Linked DNA regions of Homo sapiens: region 2 is linked to region 1. Evidence: read pairs that join two places in POLR2A ChIA-PET (ENCODE). Cell type or tissue: MCF 10A. All regions are shown on one strand. Each heading gives the region's core, and the rest is flanking DNA. Links, peaks and the distances in the headings are about the cores only. Region 1 holds the start of LOC124903318 (a long non-coding RNA gene). Region 2 overlaps DLGAP5 (DLG associated protein 5).

What was found. Peaks named below come from ENCODE experiments on the same cell type or tissue, not always from the same donor. Only the 100,000 strongest peaks of a DNase experiment are listed, where the experiment ranks them.
Region 2: POLR2A ChIA-PET joins it to region 1 with 11 read pairs; 13 of 35 experiments call an interaction of 5 or more read pairs at or near these places.

Annotation. Positions count from the first base shown.
Region 1 is chr14:55,101,727-55,104,646 of GRCh38, forward strand. LOC124903318 (a long non-coding RNA gene) reads right to left here and starts at 1,603. Exons shown (of 3, transcript XR_007064178.1): 1 at 1,415-1,603. RefSeq lists a cis regulatory region at 1,271-1,949 and an enhancer at 1,425-1,719. In MCF 10A, for the core only: no CTCF peak of the experiment used is centred there; DNase peaks (open chromatin) are centred at 655 and 1,625.
Region 2 is chr14:55,151,422-55,154,341 of GRCh38, forward strand. It overlaps DLGAP5 (DLG associated protein 5), which reads right to left. Exons shown (of 19, transcript NM_014750.5): 16 at 1,169-1,226; 17 at 274-520. Among named protein-coding and RNA genes, the nearest start is that of LGALS3, 24 kb to the left of the region's middle. In MCF 10A, for the core only: no CTCF peak of the experiment used is centred there; no DNase peak of the experiment used is centred there.

The sequences.
Region 1 (2,920 bases), core at 214-2,713:
TTTTTGAGACAGGTCTCGCTCTGTTGCCCAGGCTGGAGTATAGTGGCACGATCATGGCTCACTCTGCAACGCAACCTCAACCTCCTGGGCCTAAGTGATCCTCCCACCTCAGCCTCCTGAATAGCTGGGACCGCAGGCACATGCCACCACGTCCAGCTAACTTTTTTATTTTGGGTGGAGACAGGGGTCTCCCTATGTTGCCCAGGCTGGTCTCAAACTCATGACCTCAAGCAATCCTCCTGCCTTGGCCTCCCAAAGTGCTGCAATTACAGCCATGAGCCACTGTGCTCAACCAACAATTTACTCTTAAATGTTGCTATATATACATATATATATCACACATACATATTTATGGATAGAGAATGTTAAGACAAAAATGGAAACCATCAGTGACTCTGGATAAAGGATTGTAGGAATTCCTTCCATTGTTCTTGTAATTTTTCTGCAACATTGAAATTATATCAGATTAAAAGGCCCTCCTCCAACAAAGCAAACAAACCTATGAGTGTGGCCAGGAATCAGGCAACACTTTGGCAAGAGCAACCGGGAGGCCTGTGCTTCCTGCTGGGGCCAGAGCCAGCCCCAAATACGTCCACCCAGGGCCTGCAGGAGGGCATGAATAGCGACCCTGTAGGGTAGGCCTGGTTGGCAAGAGCACGTATTATGCAAATTCTGTCAACAACTAGACCACAAGCTGGGTTGCAGTTCCTGGCAGAACTCATTATGTCCTTAGAGCAGAGAGGCCTTACAGCTGTTTCGTGTTAGATGATTCACAGACAACGTGCAGCAAACCGAAGAATCATTGGTGAATGTGTGAATTGCATTTGCATTTCATCTCTTTTCATAAAAATTATTGTTTAAGTCTGCTTTTGTTACAGCTCACTAATAAATGGAGTGTATTTGCATTTTTGCAAGGAGGCCTGAATTTTTAACACCTAATCATCTTTACCAAAGAGCAAGAATCGGCTAAAGTTTTCCCATTTAGTAAGAGTAGTAATTAAGACATACACCTTCCCTAAGCAATTCCTTTTCAAAAAGGAGCACACATTTAAAGATAACTCATTAATATCTCTTCTGAGGCTGTTTATCCAGTTTTGTCATGGCTCTAGAGCACAGGAATCTTTTTTTCTCCTCCATCTCTTTTTTAGCCAGTCTCTGAGAATCTCTGAGTTGCTAAGTATTATTTATTTCTTCCATTTTACCCCCAGGAGCTTAGCCATTTTTGATTTTTTGGCTTCGTTTTTTGAGCAACTTGAATGTCCCACACATCAAAGGCCAATTAGCTAAAAGACAGGCTTCTTCACACAACCCCTAGTTGATATCAACCTGTCTTTTTCTCAAAGCAACAGGAAGCCAGGTGGCCAGCTCTAAAACCAATCCCACCACATAACGTTTTTCCTAACCTCTGACTTACACCTCCGGGTTATGCCTGGTTAACCTTCTCGTTTTCCTCCTGGGGCCAAGAGTGAGCTGCTGAGGAGTGAAACAGACAAAGATTCACGTTCCTCTCCGGCCGCCTATGGGGAGCAGTTTCCAAACTCCCATCCCGGATCACGCAGGGGCGGGGCAGTGCTAGCCTGGGGAGCACCTGGCCGACATGACTGAAGAGGCCCTGCCCCAGAAAGGCCTCAAAAACACTCGTTAAAGCTAGGGCTGAGTCATCTGGGTGTGGAGGCTGTCGGGTCACATTCTTGAAACATAACAGGCAAACAGGACAGGCAGAGAACATCTAGACTGTGGATTCTGTAAAGCTTTTTCAAGGCCAGTTCACAGAAGCATTCCCTACTCTGTGAGCGTGAAATATAAAGGTGAATGCAGCCCCAGTGCCAGCACATAAGGCCAGTCAGTGCTATACAGGGTCAGCTTAGCCCTGGGCTGACCCTTAAGATCAGGAAAAAGTTATGGGGCAGTGACTTCTCAGCAAGTCTTTTCCATGTTTCTGGTGTCTTCGAATTCCTAGCTGAACAGAATTTATCAAAGCAGAAGGTAGCTGTTTATACCCCAGTTTACCCAGGCAAAGAGAAATGCTTTGGAATTGAGATATTTTCAGGGCATGAGTGGTTTAGATCTCTGAAACTGGAAGACGAAAATCCAGGTTATTAGAGATCAGCAGCACCTGAGAGGCAGGCTTCCTGGCACCTGAAGACTCACAGACAAGCCTTGGTAGCCTGGCTTGTTTTCCTTGCAGTTCAAAACCATTTCTTTGAGGTCATGATCTGAAAGGGGACACTGGACCCTGAGACCTAAATTCTGGTCCCTATGAGTAAATGCTTCAGACAGATCAAGTTGGGGAGCTTCCACTGAAAAACACTGAGACTAACACCCTGGTGTGACAGCCACACCTGTCTCCAAAGTGTACACACCACCCCACCAGGACATCACCAACCTGACATTTAATTAGCAATGAGACACTTGTTTTCACTCCTGTGGTCAAAGAATGGGGAAATAGATGCTTTCTGTCTCCTTGCCTTTGGTTATTTTTCTCCTACTTCCTGAGCTGGGCTGGGAGCAACAGAAAAGAGAAGGAAGGAGAAACCCAGCAAGGCAAGAGCAGCTCCTTCCCTTCTTTGACACATTTATGTTCTGCTCCTATAGTGGTGGAAGCAGGAAGTAGGGTGACTGGCCTGCTCCACTCACATTCTGATCATTTTCTCTACAAGGCAAGGATGGCTAGCACCTCCAGTTGTGTGGAATGCTTCTATCAGGGGCCTGTGTACGGTATCATTGACATCTGGAATGTCTCATTCAAGCAATGAGGGCCACGTGTGGTTGTGGATGGTGAGATAAAAATTCATCTTTGCCTCTGGAAAAACAGTCAGAAGGCATGCCTTCCTGAAGGCGGGCATATCCTCTCTAAATCCAGCATATTGTATAGCATTATGGAATAGAGCAGAAAAGAAACCTAACATTTGGCTGGGGG
Region 2 (2,920 bases), core at 206-2,705, 50 kb after region 1:
ACATGTGTAGGAGAATCGCCTCAACCTGGGAGGTGGAGGTTGCAGTGAGCTGAGATCACACGACTACACTCCAGCCTGGGCAACAGAGTGAGACTCCATCTCAAAAAAAAAAAAAATCTTGAGGGAATTGTTCTAATTCAGGGTCTTCACTAACAATGAAGGATCCTCAATAGTTAGATCTAATGTAAAATGGACCTTATAGGATAATTTATACCTTAATCCAAGTTCATTTCTTTAATAAAGGCTCGTTTAAATATATTTTAAATATCTCACCTGACTGAGAAATTTTAGTTTCCCCTTCTTCTAAGATGCTATTTTGTGAAGCTGTATTTTTTTCAGGGCTACTCATCAAAACATCCTGTGATGTAATTGAAGAATTCAGTTCCATTCCTTCCACAACATCTGAAATTCCTTCTTTTTTGTTAGTATTAATATCATCTGCTACTCCACCAGCAAGAAGAGGCAAACTCATTCTCTCACTGGATAAACAATCCACCTTCAAGTCTGTCTTATTTACAACCTGGAAGTAAAAATGGCATTATATTTAATTATCAATTTAATTACTTGGAACAAATTTTAAAAGTCTTGTTGCTATTAAATACAAGAAAAACAGAAGGATGACATCCCGGACACAGTCTTAAGAACATTATAAATCCTACTATCCTGCTTCTTCAACAATTAGTTCAGATAATATTATAGAAATAGTATGATTGAAGGCAAGTTTCTCAGCAAGTACCTATACTCTAGCTCAGGGACTGGCAAACATTTTCTGTAAAAGATCAAATAGTAAATATTTTAGGTTTGTGAGTCACAGGGTCTCTGTCATAAGTACTCAACTCTACCACTGTATTGCAAAAGCAGCCAGATAGAATACATAAACAAATGTGTGGCTATTACAATAAAATATGATTTGTAAAAATAGGGGCCAAAGTTTGCTGATTTCTGCTCTAGTTCACTGGTTCCATATTCATTCTGATATGAGTTGAAGAATACAAAATGACACTATGGTTTTAAACAACCCAAATGTCATTGAAACAAGAACTACAATTCTACATGACTGATTTAGATTTCCAACGGAAATTCTGGGGATGCTTTACAAAGTTACTTTCTATAATGATATAAACATATGACATACTGGGCTATCTAACCACACTGGAATTGTACTTACATGATTTTCTTCAATTAAATCTGGTAATCCAGGACACTGAGCATCTTCTATGCTGCTCCTAAAGAAGAAAAAAAGCAGCATTACACTCATAAACATATTGTTATTGTTTCACTTGTATTTTGAGTCTTTCCTTTAATGATGGCAATTAGTTTAGGGAATGGATCAAACATGGAGCCTGGTGCAAGATCAGGCGTGATCCAGATAGATTAGTTTTGGACTATAGCTACTGCAGGATGGCCTTACAAACTAAATGCATTCTTCCCCAGAAAGCTCACAAGTCTGTTACCATGGTGGTCAGTCAGGGTCAGGTGGCTCTACCAGCAATACTCTGAATCTCAGCCAAATCCAGAGCTATATATTAAAGAAAAGTCAAAAAGAAGGTGACTTCTGGAGACAGAAGCAACAATTCAATTATTGTCTAGCTGGAGTTAGCTACATTTACTCGTTACTTGTTAATCCAGGTACCTGCTAAGAAACTTGACTTCAATCATACTATTTCTATAATTTTATCCGAAAGTTCAAAAAGCGGAACAGGAGTTACAATGTTCTTAAGTCTGCTGCTTGTTAACAAGTAAATGTAGCTAACTCCAGCTAGACAATAATTGAGTTAGAATACAAGGTATTCTAATCCTGAAGTTACTAGCTTGTATCTTATTAGAAATATCTGTTTTGGCCAGGCGCCTTGGCTCACGCCTGTAATCCCAGCACTTGGGAGGCAGCGGCGGGTGGATCACGAGGTCAGGAGATTGAGACCATCCTGGCTAACATGGTGAAACCCCGTCTCTACTAAAAATACAAAAAATTAGCTGGGCGTGGTGACATGCGCCTGTAGTCCCAGCTACTTGGGAGGCTGAGGCAGGAGAATCACTTGAACCTGGGAGGCGGAGGTTGCAGTGAGCCGAGGTAGTGCCACTGCACTCCAGCCTCAGCAACAGAGCGACACTCCGTCTCAAAAAAAAAAAAAAAATTTATCTCCACTTCTTTCAAGTTACTTTTTAAAAAAGATATGCTCTATTTTTCTAGTGTCCAGCTTTACTTTGCCTTTATTACACAAAGTTGCTTATTTGTATGATGCCCTTTGAGGATGTTTTGGGGAATCCAAAACATTTTTAAAGAGTACTTATGACTCAAATGCAATTATGAATCTTCTTAGCAAACAATAGTAAACTACAAGATATACAAAGTAGGCCGGGCATGGTGGCTCACGCCTGTAATCCCAGCACTTTGGGAGGCCAAGGCTGGCAGATCATGAGGTCAAGAGATCAAGACCATCCTGGCCAACATAGTGAAACCCCGTCTCTACTAAAAATACAAAAATTAGCTGGGCGTGGTGGCGCGTGTCTGTAGTCCTAGCTACTCGGGAGGCTGAGGCAGAAGAATCGCTTGAACCCAGGAGGCAGAGGTTGCAGTAAGCCGAAATCGTACCACTGCACTCCAGCCTAGGCAACAGAGTGAGACTCCACCTCCAAAAAACAAACAAAAAAATCTAGAAGCATATCTAGCCCATAACAGTTGTTCAGTACACATTAACTCCCCCCCCTTCAATATGCTCTGCCATCTGTCAAGAAAACAATCTCAAGGTACTTTCTACAAAGCCTGGTAAAAAGTGTCCATCTCTCAACCACCTTGGGGAGGCATTAGCACTGCTGCTTTGTAGATGATGAAAGTGAAGCTAAAGAGAATTAATTACTTGCCCCAAAGTTGCATAGCTAGTAAGTCACAGAGCTCTTCTCAGCTCAGAACTGTTGAGCA